Regions from separate parts of the Homo sapiens genome. Here region 2 is linked to region 1. Evidence: chromatin loops called from intact Hi-C (ENCODE). Cell type or tissue: endothelial cell of umbilical vein. All regions are shown on one strand. Each heading gives the region's core, and the rest is flanking DNA. Links, peaks and the distances in the headings are about the cores only.

Region 1 (8,021 bases), core at 2,373-4,872:
TAAAGTTTGTTTTAAATACATGAGAATCAAACAGCCTTCTAAGGAATTGAATATGTAGGAGACTATTAGACAATGTTAATAGACCAAAAATTAATTACTTTAAAATTATTTGCACTTAAGCAATATCTTAATTTTCATTCACAGCTTCATAACCATGATATCTACTATTAAAGATAGTCTGTAGTAAGATTAAGAAAATGTTAAGAACATTTGATAAAACCTGGTTTATGAAAATCTAGTTTAAGGCTCTAAAAAAAAGTAGAGAAAGCTACATAGCATTTTACAAGGTGAGTTTATTTTATTAAGACATATTGGTAGTCCTTAGTCAATATGATATGTCTTTATTATCATATGAAAATACAAAATTTTTAACCATTTTACTAAGATGAGCGAATGACATAACATTTAGTTTTTTTAATATCATAGTTAATGTAGTTTTGTTTTCTGCTTTAAAAGGGCTAGCATCATTTATTAAGCACACATTATGTATTTCTAGCCACATATTCTATGTCCTCTGAAATTACTGCCGTTATTATGGTTTCATTTTACGTACTGTAACAGGAAATTTCCTTGAGACTGGGCCTGAAACATTTTAAAGTCACAGTTTATCAAATTTTAAATGAAGAGAGAAGAGTCTTGACAATCCAAGCCAAAGTAGAGGCATCATGACAAAATGTTGCAGATCAATTGTTCATTCAAGGAAAAGTATCTTTAAAAATATTTATATTATTTCCATTGACACATTGTAATTGTAAATACTTATGGGGTACGATTTGATGTTTTAATACTATATATGTTGTATAATGATCAAATCAGGGTTAATCTCACTCATATGTGAAATTTAAAAAAAAAATTTAATAGAAGCAGAGCCGAAGAGTCGATACCAGAGAATCGGGAGGGGAGGAATGTGAGAGGTTGGTCAATGGGTGCGAAGAAAAATTATCTGTGACTTAAAAATTCACATTTGTTACATACTTTTGTAAGACAGCAAATTGTTGCAACCAATCTGCGGTCTGCATTGTTAAACATAGGCAGAATAAAATGCAATTCTGTGCATGTGTAAACTACATTACATTAGTTGCCTACAACAGAGAAGATGGATAATGGTTTTGAAATATATTTCCTAGAGCTCAAGCGTTTCCTAATAGCAGGAGGTGTGGAAGTGAGTCCTTCTCCCTAACTTAAAATATTAGTTACGTATTTCCTTATTGTCTCAAGTGAAGGCACAAGGCTGCACATCTCAAATCATTCCTAAGATAGTCAACCAAGGAGTCTCAGTAACGTTTGTGATAAATGATTACTTCTTAATCTGAATATTGAGCAAGTATAGCAGAACAGCCTCCTCCTGCGATCCCAGTGAACCTCTTGAATGTGGGTTGTACTTAAATGTGGTGTGTTTCCTTTACAGAGAATTGGCGTTCTCTGTGTTCGTTCTCCAGACAGGGAACTTAAGGTAAAATAGTCTGTGGGTCTGAAATCTGAGCAGCGTATATGAGGTTGGGGGCACTCCATAAGGACAAGGGTCATATAAATGTAGTCACAAGGAAGAAAGCCAAGATAATCCAGCCAAAAAGGAATGCACTCCAAAAGGGTGGCACGTCTTTAGAGATTGAGCTTTGATTTCCTCTAGGTCACAGCATCATATGATCAAAACACTAAACTCTTTCTGTGAAGCCTTCTCTGACTACCCTATCTAAAATGACTTTGCTTCTTCACCCAGTTCCTGTTCATGATCTATTAATTTCCTCAGCTACTATCATAATCTTATTTATTGTCTGTCTTCATACTAGAAGGGAAGTACAATGAAGAAAAAATATTTTGTCTGTTTCATGTACTTCTAGATCCCTAGGACCTAGAGGAATGCCTGGGACATATTAGATAATAAATGATGAATGAATGAACTATTATTTTTAAGTCAGATTAACTACGCCAATGTAACTTTTCATTTTTATTTCTTTTGTGTTCTCCCCTAGGCTTTAGCGAAGTCTCATTTGAATAATTTGAGGTGAATGTATGGACTAAAGCCTATGAGCGGTTCTTCCTTTATTGTTATATTTAGAAGTTCTGGGCTTGATTTAGTTAGAGGAGCAAGTGCAAAGAAAAGGCTAATTCCTCCCTCCCTCCCTTCCTACCTGCCTGCCTTCTTTCCATCCTCTTTCTTTTCTTTCTTCTGTAAATGCCAAGAAATTTTCAGTTGCAAAAATGAAATAAACATTTCCATTGTCAATCAGCATGGGCCATAAATGTGTAAAAAAGCTTGGTCACAAAAAAGACAATGAACAGAACCCAGACAACCCAGAAAAGATATCACTGAATGAAAAGATTTAGGTCCTTATCAAAGAGGAATTATCATAGTATCTTCTGTAATTTAATATTTGTTGTATATACTTACCAAGCTAATATATATTTAAATATGAACAATTTACATTGCCTATTATTCTCAGCACATCATTTCACTGTTTTCAAAAATACTATTTTGAGGTAATCCTGCAGGTAGAATTATAAAGATATATCTGAACTAGGTAGATCCTAACATTGTATTATATTCCAGGTTCTGGTACTAAGAATATTCAAAATAAGTTCTACAGTAACCCTGACAGGAATCTGCTTTAGCAAGACTTAGTCTTTTCTAGGTGTGAGGGATTATATATTTATTAATTTATAAAGGAAGGTATAAAGCTGAGAGAACGCATCTGCAAATCCTTAGATATTTACTATAGTTTAGGGGGCAAGTCTTAAGATTTTTCTGCTTTATTTCTTCAACCTCACTTTATGGAAACATGGAAAATCCACGAATAATACTGTCCTACATATTAATGAGTTTGAATTAAAAAAATTCTCATGATTTTTCAGTTTTGTCCTTTTTGCCATAATATTCTCATAGTTAAAAGTTGACACTATTAACCTGTAATTTGCTTGTTTTCTTTGGTATAAAAGATATTCAGTACAATTTTGATATTAATTTTGACTTCTATATAAATTTAAGAGATTTCATTAAGACTCAGACACTAAAATGTTGTACTCTGTGTACTTTTAAAAAATTTATTAACTAAATTTGTTTTAAATAAAGGCATTAATTCTTACATTCTTTTAAAAAATCTATCTGCTGGAAAAAAGATTTTTTATCTTTATGTGCTGACTTGAACAAAGATTACATGATTTAGCTCAAATGTATCCCATCTACAAAATATGCCCAGGAAAAGACCCGTGTTCTTATCTGACTATATAATGCAATATATTAGCAAAAATATGTGTCATTAAATAGAAGTAGCTGAACTCAAAATAGGCAGACTCTAATGAAGATGAGATTTGCTCATTAAAAGTAATACAATTTTTAGAAAAGAAAAAAAGTGAGGTGACTGAAACACCCCATTCTGTTTCAACCATCTTCATATTCCAGTTAAAGCTATGCTTATTGTGGATTTTCTTAACAAATAGAATGTCTTTGTTGGGTATTTAACTGTTCCATCCAATTGTTTCCAAATGAAAAGAAGGGCAAATTATATATTCCTTTTGTCTCTCTTTTGTGATATATTGTGGGCTTTGTATTTTGTAAAAGCTGAACGTATTCAGTAACAACTACGTCCTTCCAACAAAATGTATTTTAAAAGAATTACAAAACCTCTAAGTGAACATGCCAGGTTATGCATTGCCGGCACAAAAGGAAATCTGTCATGTGGATTCTCATAGTCTTTATTACTCAAAGTATCCAGTAGATGGAAGCCTTTCCCTTTTAAAACTTAAAGCTGCTTCAAAAGCATACATGCAGTCGGATTTGCTAATCCCTCCGTGCAAAAAAACAGTCCCTCTCCTAAGAGCGTATCAGAAAGACCACAGTTTGCGTGATTTGTAAGTGGTTTGAAAATCGCATTATTAAAGTCAAGTTGTCTTGACCCCCATGAGGTGAATGAGAATGGGAAGAATAAATTGATTCTTGAAGCTAGTCTCTTGGTGGCTGCGTGGGTTTGTTTGTCTTCCTGCATTAGTGTCCACGTTCTTGTTGCCCTTTTTCAGTGATAAATTTCCCAGGCTAGTGGTTACATCTCTTTCCGTCCATTATCGTTCCTTGGAAGCAAGCGCCCAATGAGCAAAGAAGGACACTCTAAATTAGATCCTCCTGGAATGAGCAAAGGAAAGTAGCCCAGGGTTTTTCCGGAGGGTGATGCTAAAGTGAAGACTTACTGTGTTTCCTCCTTGTCCCTATGTATAGCTCTATCTTTTTATCTTGGGCCTGTCCTCTCTGTCTTCTTACTAGTCTTAAGAATTTTTTTCTGGCTGGATGCGGTGGCTCAAGCCTGTGATCTCAGCACTTTGGGAGGCAGAGGTGGGCGGATCACAAGGTCAGTAGATCGAGATCATCCTGGCTAACATGGTGAAACCCTGTCTCTACTAAAAAATATAAAAAATTAGCTGGGCTTGGTGGCGGGCGCCTGTAGTCCCAGCTACTTGGGAGGCTGAGATAAGAGAATGGCATGAACCCCGGGAACCGGAGCTTGCAGTGAGCCGAGATTGCGCCACTGCACTCCAGCCTGGGCAAGAGCGAGACTCTGTCTCAACAACAACAACAAAATTATTTCTGTGAAAAACTATAGATTATATTTACATTTCCCTGTCCAGGAAATGAATGACTGTATTCTAAATAACTGATCAGATTTAATCATTGAGGTTAATTAAATCACTATCTATCTATTAGATTGGTTATTTAGCTCGTTGTCTTTTTGAAAGATATTTAAAACAAGGGTAGTTAAAAAAATAAAAATCTGGGCTTGGAGCATTTCAAAGTACAGTATAAGCTGGGTTTGTCAGTTCAAACCTCAATATGGAATCAACACTTCATCAGGGAAGCCACACTTTTCTTTGACTGCAAAAGGGGCAGTTGAATCATGTTTCCATGTGTTTACAAGTCATAACTAATGAAACAATTATGTGCAATGACAACTTCTGCTGGTATAGTTAGAGTACTTGAAATAAACTTTACATACTTGCCACTGAATTGCATCATAATTAGATAGGTAATGGTTCTCCCATCCTTTTTTTCCTTACTCAATTTTGAAGTTTATAGTTCAGCTTTAATTTAGAGCCTTATCTCTGGTAATGGCTTCTAACTCTTCCAACAGCTCATCGGTTTTCCTTGTACTAAACAAGAGCCATCAGCTCACTTTTCATTGAAAACTCATTTAACTGTCTCCCCATATGCTTTTAAGGACAAAAAGGCAATAGTGCTTAATTAAGATTTGAAAAACAACAACTACCACAACTTCTCCAGATTAATAAGTATTCCTTCTTCAACAAAGGGAGATCTAGATAAAATATTTGAATGATGCTTACCGAATATTAGAAATTCACCCTGTATCTCAATGGCTTTCAGCAATATAGATAATTAAATCATATTACCAATTTGCAAAATGGAGGTTTCAGTCTCCCAAGTCACAACATCAATTCTATACTGCACAAGAGTGAAGAAGGAAGAAAGCCGGGAAAGGAAGAAGGCTGGGAGTAAAGACAGTACTTCATGTTATAACTGGTGAACTGTCTCAGTTGACAAGTCTGAAGGAGGCACTCACAAAAGGCTTTGAGGAGTTGTAGCAAATTTTGAACACAACTTTAGCCTCACTTCTTGAGACCAAAAAATGGCACTCAGAAGTATGAAATCTTAAATAAAATAAAGCAAAACATAAACAAAACCCACAGAGCTCTGAGTATCTTTGTTATTGTTCACACTCTGTAAGAATCTTTAGTCCTTAAAACAGTACTCCTGCCACACCTGTTAAGTGGCTATTACAAGGCCAAGGGAAGACTTGTGCCCAATATGGGAAAACGTTTGTTGTTACTATTCTGCAATCAAAACCTGTTTTATGTCTTTTGACTTAATGATGATGTAAGTAAAGACAATATAAAAAGCAGTGGAAACATGGGATGCTCTTTTATTTTAAAAGCAGGTCTGATTTTTATACAAGATCTTTTGAGGGCAAAAAGTCCAGTGATGAAGTTGTCTGTTCTATCCCTTACTGTCTATATGCTCTTCAACAAATAATATATCTTTTTGGACAACATTTTTCTAAGCAGATTGAAGGTCTGAACCAGACAATCAGCTCTCAAGGTTTTGAATTTGAATTTAAAATTATCTTCAAGGTTTTGAATGATCAAGACATGGACAGTCAGAATCAAAGATGAAGGAAACAGAAAATTCTGGTGCCATTATGATTCAAGCCTCAATTTAAATGACAAGTACATATATGTAATACAATCTCAGTTTTGTTATAACATTTCTTATACTTAATTTGGTTACTAGCACAACTAAATTCAATGTATTTTTTCTTTTTAAATAGTGTTTCCTCACACTGTACCAGATGTCTTAATCTTAGCATCTGGAATAAATAAGTGTTGAAGGTTTGCCATAAAATGTATGAAAACTGAGGAAATATTTTTGCAAATGATTCATTTTTTATATAAGTTTTCAGTACTCTAATTGACTTTGACATTAAAATACTTCTTTAAATATTTTGACTTTTTAAAACCAAAATATAATTTCAGTTATCTTAGCTCCTAGGAATAGTGTCCTTTAAAAAGGAAAGTGTTCTAAGAATTCTTTTGACAGAGTATTAATGATTAAATAAAAAACTGAGTTTATCTTTTAACTTATTTTAAAATTATCATATTGAAAAGGGCAAAAAGTAAATGGAGTTTATACAATTTTCATGATTTAGGTTTATGTGTAAAAGGAATGATTTTTTTTCAAATATAGAGCAATGTATGCACACTGTGAAAACTCAAATATGCTGAAAGGGAAGAATAAAAAGTGATAATCACAGACAATTTCACTACCCAAAAATAAGCATATGTAACATTACCTTTGATATTTATTTTGTATGTCTTTTTCGGCTAGCTAAAAACATACTATATTTTGTGTGTTTATATTTTACCTCACTTCCTAAGAAATTTCTTAATAAAAGACACCTTGTAAATATTTCAATGGCTGTATCATAACCTAATAGAAGTATCATGATTTAGTTGATTGGTCCCCTGTCGTTGATTGTTAAATTTTATCTGTGTGCAAGTATTATTACAAATGACATTGGCATGAATGCATTTGTACATAGATATCTGAATGCAAACTTATTTCTTAATAGGGCTCCAGGGACCAGAAATCTATTTTCTATTGCCTCTAGTTGTTAGGAAAAATTTGCAGCCGCACAAATCAATCAGTACATCTGGGGATTAGAGGATTCTTCCATATGCTGAGGTCTTGACTTCTTTGGATTACAACCCTGAGCAAATTCTATTCTTCTCTTGAACTAGACGAATTTCAAAATAGTGTGACAATAAAATCTCACTCAATTTGGTGGATTCTGGAGGTTGAATTAAACCACTTCTTTTCTTTACAAATCCAGGTAACTTCTTTACAATCTGAGAAAAGGCTAATTTTTTATGAAGACATTAAGCTTTAGAATCTTCAAAGCTTTCTGTACTATTGACTGAAAAGTAACCTTTATTTCCCATTCTTGATGAGAGCATCTCTTCCTAATATGTTGTAATAACTCATTGAATATCAGTTTAGGCAATGAATTTTCATTTTATTTATATATTTGTCTATGTCAGGTATAAGTGGTTAAACTTGTGTACTTAAACTTTGGAAAGTTCTGTATTAAATAGATTAATGGATTGTCCATTCTTATTTAACTAAATAAAGGATAGGTGAGTATTTTTATGTGTATGTTGACTTACCTCCTGATCATGACTCCAAGACTAATGTTTCTATGGGAAATTAAGATTTAATTAAAGCACACACACACAAAAAAAGCTTAAGGCCTTGTTTTCTACCTTTCCCTACTCAGGATCAGAGTATAGGTGCAAACCAAGCAAGTTGAGTTCCTCCAGTGGTTAAAACGAAAATGCCTACCCTTGTTACCATCAGATGTGATTTCTAAAATTATGCAGAGTTTCTGTCCCCTCTGCCCTCCTCAAGAAATTTCCTTTTGCTATTGTTTCCTCTTAATCCTGAATCATCAGTTTCTCTCCCT
Region 2 (8,021 bases), core at 3,092-5,591, 1.6 Mb after region 1:
GAACCTGTAACACTCGTATATTATTTTATGCTAAAGATGTCCACATATACTTATTTCCAAGGAGGGAAAATCAGTGCTTGTATTTAGTTATGAGGATAGGCTAACTGTATTAAAGAAAACTGAGTGCTGCTGGAAATTTCAAATTTCAAGCAATTCAAACAAAAATCAACTTGTTCCCTTTTCTTGAATTGCATATTATGATTCAACTGTTTTATTTGTTCTCTATCTTCCTAACCCTCAATGTGAAGACGTCAGAGAAAAACCCTAATAACAATATTTTAAAGACCCAAACTAATGTTGAATAGAAAAGTAACATTATAATACAGGATGCCAATACTGAATCCTGAATGTTCCAGGAAATTCACATGTCAAAGTATTTTACTATCTGCTGCTCCCTACTACAGTTAACAACACACTCTCACACACAAATGTTAGCATCTAATTACATACAGAACGCTTTACATAGGAAGTAACACATGTAAAAGAGTAATAGATCATGTTACTCTCTAAAATAGTTACTAAAAACAATTTACCAAAAATTAATTCAAACTAAAATTAACTTGTTCCCTTTTCTTTCTCACTTACAATTTATTTTGCAGATTCCAGATTGCATTGTAAGGCAATACAATTTTTTTAAACAAGGATGCATATAAATAATGTTACATTAAATAAAAATTAAATTAAAAGCATGTTTTCTAAAATTGAGTGTCTGGATATTTATCAAATGTTATTTGTGGTTGGAAGAAGAAGAAATGGAAAGATGGATAATTCATAGTGATCAGACAATAAAGATTGATAGCATGAGGAAGGTAGCAGATACCCGCTGATTTGTATATTAACTGTGAAATAATGCAAATTCCCAATCTAATCTCATAGATTATATTTTAGCAGGCATTTGTGAAAAAAAGACACCACTCTTTACCTTGGCATATGCCTAGAAATCATGATATAACACTAATAACTGAAGTTTCCCTGCATTTTGGCCATGAACCCTATATCAAATAAGCCATAAATACAACCAATAATATATCTAAAGAGAAGATACCAAACTTCAAATTTCTCTAAAAATGTAAGAGTAAATTCATGCTGACTTCTATAAAATAGACATTCAACTGTGTCTTCCAATCTGCCTAGGAAATGCACAAATGTAATTATTCAAAGGACACCTGAAGAATACTGTAGCTTAAAACTGAGTCTAGTTATGATAAAAATATAATAATTTTGTTTGACTTCTGGTAATTCAAAATGACTATCTGTGAGATGACTTTGAAGGTTTTGGTCTCTTTTAAAAGCTATCTAGGAAAATTTTAAATCATGCCTTTCAAAAATATTTTTAGCATAAACATAGATGTTCGAGGTCATTAAACTGAACAGAGTTATACTCAAGGTGGAGATTTCTTTTCAAAACAATTCAATCTATGCCTCAAAAAGACTCATGTTCACTTGTAAGATTCAGGATAAGAAATCTCTTAGCATAGAAGTCAACTGAAGATTTAAGAACTGAGACATGCTCCAAAAACTACAATGCTGTGACTGCAAGACATGCTATTTCTATAGCATTTCTCAAAACAGAGAGAAAATTATTTAAAATCAGTTTCTCACTGGATGATTCAACAATCCAAGCTTTGGATTCAGATATCCAATTCACCAGAAATCTTACTTTTATATACCTTTGATCAGCATAAGCTTGCAATTTGAAATTTCCAGCAGTACTTTATTTCCATTTATATAGTTGAACTATCCTCACAACTTTAAATACAAGCATTGATTTTTTTTCCTCCTTGGAAATAAATATCTATGGATATCTTTAGCATAAAATAATAGTCCTATTAAGGAGCTTCCTTGGCATAGTAACTCCCTTCACAATGATTTCAGCTACGGAAATCATTACATGCTAGGGGCGCTTGCCACTTTACTCTGTATGCTTAGGTTATACAAATTAACTAGACTTAAAATTAATAAACCAACTTTACTTGCCAAGAATGACTTATTTTGGAATCCCCAGGTTGTTTTACATTCCTACAATGTTAATGTCCTACTGTGAAGGTTATTTGAGTATATGCTGTTAAATTTGACGTTTGATCTAAATAGTGAACATTTTTTCATGTCAGCAATACGACCCATCACTCATGTTATCATTTTTCCACTAAGCTTATTACTATAGAGTAACATTTCTATCCTAGATGTGACATTTATTATCAGAGTGGTTTTTATTTCTAGCACACTGAATAACTATTAACCTGCAGCTACATACTTTCACCACTAGATGAAGCTTGAGCATAGGTGATGTGAACCGTGGAGTGCAGTCTTAAAGTGGAATACAGGTACTAGGAGAAAACAATGGAAAAGACAGAGAAAGTCTTTTGATTTAGCAATACTGTGGGGGCAAAACTGCCACATAGCAAAAGCTCAGAGTGCCTGTTAATTGTCAATAAAATGATGCTGTTTCAATTAGTGAAATTCCTCCTATTGATGATGAATTTCATAATGCAGAGGAGGTAAGTTAGCTAGTATGGTGAATAAAAATAAACAGTCAGTTGCAAACTATGTTACTTGCAAATTACTTGACTTTGTGCAAGTGGCTTAAACTTCTGAGACTTGGTTTCTTCATCTATTAAAAAATGGAAACACCAGACTAATAGTAACACCTACGAGATGGGTGGCTTAGGAGGGCATTAGTTCCCCCATAATGTTTAATAGGACTCTCTTAAGACATCCCTAGAAATCCTAGAATATTAGCTTAAAAGGTAGACTTGTTCAGGAAAATGTACTGTAAGGCACAGCTGGTATCCATAACTAACATTTTCCCAATCAAGAGGACTTTAAAGTTCTGCTGCCAATGGCCAAGCCTAGAATGAACCCCAAAGTTCTTTTTTTTTTTTTTTTTTTTTTTAAAGAGCGTATCTTGCTCTGTCACTGAGGCTGGAATGCAGTGGCACGATATAATAGCTCACTGCAGCCTTCAACTCCTGGGATCAAACAATCCTTCTGCCTCAGCCTCCCAGTGGCTAGGAATACAGGCTCATTTCACCACACCTGGATACTTTTTAAAATTTTTTGTAGAGGCAGCATCTCACTATGTTGACTAGGATGGTCTCAAACTTCTAGGCTCAAGCCATCCTCCCACCTTGGCCTCCCAAAGTGCTGCGATTACAGGCATAAGCCACCATGCCCAGCCCACGATTATCTTTAGAGTTCTAGCTTTTCTTTGCATGCAGTATTTTTCCACGGGTAGGTAACATAGTTAGATGCATTAACTCCTGAAAACTATAATTAAAGCTGATAACCAAAATGTTAAAATACTGACTATATATACACTGTTACATTTGTCTCTTGGAAATCACTCACAAAACCCAGACAATGAACAGGGAAAAGTGATGAGAAATGAACTGGAGATGTTGAGTAGGTAGTGTAGAAGAAGCAGGATAATGAATTATAACATAGTGAAACATGGGAATGCCTATTTAGATATTCCAAAAAATCTAAACTTACTGCCTCTGCCTCTTGTTCTTTAACACTGTTAACAAACCTTTAATAACAACCAAAACAAGACTTTCCATCCAGTCTACTGGATTAAATACACAAAGAAAAGGATAGCTTACTAATTGACAAGTTTATATATGTGATATTGCACTATACCTTTTGACTTAGCGAAGTTTACAAATACATGGAACCATCTTTCCAAAAAATATGCCTGTTGAAGTCCATTAAGTACCTATCTGGAAATATATCTTGCAAAGTTCTCTATCTTGTATTTCCTAAACATCTTGTGCTTACGTAAAAGTGAAAATTGCTAAGATTTATCTAATATATAACAGTAAACATAAAAAATTTGAATAAAGGAAAATGCTTTTATTTCTAATCTCAACCTCTTCTTATGAATTATTGACCCAAACTGATGATTTCATTAAATATGTCACCTAATATTTACTAAACAGTAATAAATGTTACTTTTTTTCTTCCTCTGAGGGGTTTGTTTCTAAGGAAACACAATTGATAGTCACAGTAAATATGGTCTTCTCAAATGGTTTTCCCACTTCAACTATTCTGTTAAAAAAAAAAAAACCCAGGTACTTAAGTCTGCAGAGATAGCAAAAGACTACTATTTTAACAAACCAGTTATATATGATTTATTTTACTCTCTTACAAAAAAGTATATACATTGTGATCCCAATTTCAATTTTTAAAATATGCATAAAGAATGGAAAAATATATGTTAAAATGTCAGCAGTAATTTTCCTTGATTATTTCCATTTTTCTTTTTCTTTTTTGGAATTTTCAATAAAGAATCTGAATTACTTTTATATAATTAGGAAAAATGCTTACATTAATATTATTGCTTATTTTAGGTGATAAAATACATAACCTGTCACAAAGATATTTTTATAAAAGTATGATGTCGCATATTGATAAAATATATCAATTTGATTTTGAAGAAAATAAAAGTCTGAAGATTTCAACTTTCTCAAAATGTGGAGAAGTTGTTTCCCTGTACAAGGACTCACTCTACTGGTGACATAGAGAATATACTTAATCTGACATTTCTGAAATAACGGCATATTTTCCATAAACACTAGAGGGCAGGGTTTTGACTATAAAACAACTTCATTTGTATTTGTGTGTGTGTGTAAATATTTCACTTATATTTGGGTATATATATCATTTATATTTGTATACATGTACACATTATTTTGTACAAATACAAAATGTATATACACATTATTTTGTATAATAAACTCCTGGGCTCAAGCAATCCTTTTGCCTCAGCCTCCCAGTAGCTAGGACTACATAATATATATATGCATTATTTTGTATTTATACACATTTATAATGTGTATATATTCTATTTATATACAAATATATACACATACACAAATATATATACACATCTAAATTTTGTATGTATAGAAATGAATGTGTATATTTTATATTTTATATTTTGTATTCATTTGTGCATACACAACATATATTTTATATACATTTCAAAACCATTTTTAGATTTATTAATAAGTACATAATCTAAGGCTCTAATATGACACCATTTCATATTAAAACTGGATCACTAGGCTGGGTGCAGTGGCTCATGCCTGTAATCCCAGCACTTTGAGAGGCCAAGGTGGGCAGGCTGCTTGAACTCAGGGTTTTGGGACCAGCCTGGGCACATGGCAAAATCCTGTCTCTACAAAAAATAAAAAAATTATTTGACATGCTGACACACCTACAGTCCCAGCTTATTAGAGGGTGGAGGCAGGAGGATCACTTGAGCCTGGGAGGTGGAGGTTGCACTGAGCCAAGATCATGCCACTGCACTCCAGCCTGGATAACAGAACCAAACCAGACCTTGTCTCAAAAAACCCAAAAACAAAAAATGCTAATTACTAATTGATATGGTTTGACTGTGTCCCCACCCAAATCTCATCCTGAATTGCAGTTCTCATAATCCCCACGTCATGGGAGGGACCTGGTGGGAGGTAATTGAATCATGGGGGTGGTTACCCCCATGTGGCTGTTCCACTAATAGTGTGTGAGTCTCTTGAGACCTGATGGTTTTATAAAGGGCAGTTCCTCTGCACATGCTCTCTTGCCTGCTGCCATGTAAGATGTGCCTTTGCTCCTCCTTTGCCTTTTGCCATGATTGTTAGGCCTCCCCTGCCATGTGGAACTGTGAGTCAATTAAACCTCTTTCCTTTATAAATTACCCAGTCTCAGGTATATCTTTATTAACAGTGTGAGAACAGATTAATACAGTAAATTGGTACCGGTAGAGCGGGTTGCTGCTGTAAACATACCTGAAAATGTGGGAGTAACTTTGGAACTAGGTAACAGGGAGAGGTTGAAATAGTTTGGAGGGTGCAGAAGAAGACAGGAAAATGTGGGAAAGTTTGCAACTTCCTAGAGACTTGCTGAATGGCTTTGACCAAAATGCCGATCTTGATATGGACAATGAAGTCCAGGTTGAGGTGGTCTCCAACAGAGATGAGGAACTTATTGGGAACTGGAGCAGCAAAGGTGATTTTTGCTATGCTTTAGCAAAGAGACTGGGAGCATTCTGCCCCTGCTCTAGAGATCTGTGGAACTTCGAACTTGAGAGAGATGATTTAGGGTATCTGGTGGAATAAATTTCTAAGCAGCAAAGCACTCAAGAGTTGACTTGGGTGCTCTTAAAAGCATTCAGTTTTGGCTGGGTGCGGTGGCTCACGCCTGTAATCCCAGTACTTTGGGAGGCCAAGGTGGGCGGATCACGAGGTCAGGAGATCGAGACCATCCTGGCTAACATGGTGAAACCCCGTCTCTACTAAAAATACAAAAAAAAATTAGCCGGGCGTGGTGGTGGGCGCCTGTAGTCCCAGCTACTCAGGAGGCTGAGGCAGGAGAATGGCATGAACCCAGGAGGCGGAGCTTGCAGTGAGCCAAGATCACGCCACTGCACTCCAGCCTGGGTGACAGAGCAAGACTCCATCTCCCAAAAAAAAAAAAGCATTCAGTTTTATTCATTCACAAAAACATGGTTTGGAATTGGAACTTATGTTTAAAAGGGAAGAAAAGCATAAAAGCTCAGAAAATTTGCAGCCTGACTATGTGACAGAAAAGAAAAAACAATTTTCTGAGGCAAAATTCAAGCCAGCTGTAGCAATTTGCAGAAATAATGAGGAGCCAAATGTTAATTGCCAAGACAATGGGGAAAATGTCTCCAGGGCATGTCAGAGGTCTTCCCAGCAGCCTCTCCCATCACAAGCTGGGAGGCCTATGAGAAAAAAATGGTTTCATGGGCCTTGCTGCTTTGTGCAGTCTCAGGACTTGGTACCCTGTGTCCCAGGCGTGGCTAAAAGGGGTCAATGTACACTGTTGCTTCAGAGGGTGCAAACCCCAAGCCTTGGTGGCTTACATGTGGTGTTGGGACTGCAGGTGCACAGAAGTCAAGAACTGAGGTCTGGCAACTTCCACCTAGATTTCAGAGGATGTATGGAAACGCCTAGATGTTCAGGTAGAGGTGTGCTATAGGGGTGGAGCCCTCATGGAGAACCTCTCTGCTAGGGCAGTGCAGAAGGGAAATGTGGGGTGGGAGCCCCCACACAAAGTCCCCACGGGGGAACTACCTAGTGGAGCTGTGAGAAGAGGGCCATCAGAACAGTAGATCCACTGACAGCTTGCACTATGTGCCTGGAAAAGCTGCAGACTCTCAATGCCAGCCTGTGAAAGCAGCCAGGAGGGAGGCTGTACCCTGCAAAGCCACAGGGGCAGAGCTGCCCAACATCATGGAAACCCACCTCTTTCATCAGTGTGACCTGGATGTGAGATACGGAGTCAAAGGAGATCATTTTGGAGCTTTAAGATTTGACTGCCCTACTGAATTTCGGACTTGCATGGGCCTGTAGCCCCTTTGTTTTGGCCAATTTATCCCATTTGGAATGGGTGTATTTACAGTGCTTGTACCGCCATTGTTATCTTGGAAGTAATTAACCTGCTTTTAATTTTACAGGCTCATAGGCAGAAGGGACTTTCCTTGTCTCAGATGAGACCTGGGACTGTGGACTTATGAGTTAATGCTGAAATTTGGGGGACTGTTGGGAAGGCATGATTGGTTTTGAAAGGTGAGGACATGAGATTTGGGAGAGGTCAGGGGCAGAATGACATGGTTTGGCTGTGCCCCACCCAAATCTCATCTTGAATTGCAGTTCCCATAATTCCCATGTGTTGTGGGAGGGACCGTGTGGGAGGTAATTAAATTATGGGGGTGGTTACCCCCATGCTGCTGTTCTCATAATAGTGAGTGAGTTTCACAAGATCTGACAGTTTTATAAAGAGCAGTTCCCCTGCACAGTCTCTTGCCTGCCATCATATAAGATGTGCCTTTGTTCCTCCTTGGCCTTCTACCATAATTGTGAGGCCTCCCCAGCCATGTGGAACTGTGAGTCAATTAAAACTCTTTCCTTTATAAATTACCCAGTCTTGGGTATGTGTTTATTAGACAGCATGAGAACAGACTAATACATTAATAAATACATGGAAAATTGAGGCCC

Evidence for each region. Peaks named below come from ENCODE experiments on the same cell type or tissue, not always from the same donor. Only the 100,000 strongest peaks of a DNase experiment are listed, where the experiment ranks them.
Region 2: a loop joins it to region 1, with 10 times the contacts of the local background. A loop is called at or near these places in 9 of 110 quality-filtered maps.

Annotation. Positions count from the first base shown.
Region 1 is chr2:154,371,540-154,379,560 of GRCh38, reverse strand. The region is part of intron 9 of GALNT13 (polypeptide N-acetylgalactosaminyltransferase 13); the gene reads right to left. Among named protein-coding and RNA genes, the nearest start is that of GALNT13-AS1, 82 kb to the left of the region's middle. In endothelial cell of umbilical vein, for the core only: no CTCF peak of the experiment used is centred there; a DNase peak (open chromatin) is centred at 3,760.
Region 2 is chr2:152,737,443-152,745,463 of GRCh38, reverse strand. The region is part of intron 3 of ARL6IP6 (ARF like GTPase 6 interacting protein 6); the gene reads right to left. Among named protein-coding and RNA genes, the nearest start is that of ARL6IP6, 23 kb to the right of the region's middle. In endothelial cell of umbilical vein, for the core only: a CTCF peak has its summit at 4,552 (motif pointing right); a DNase peak (open chromatin) is centred at 4,553.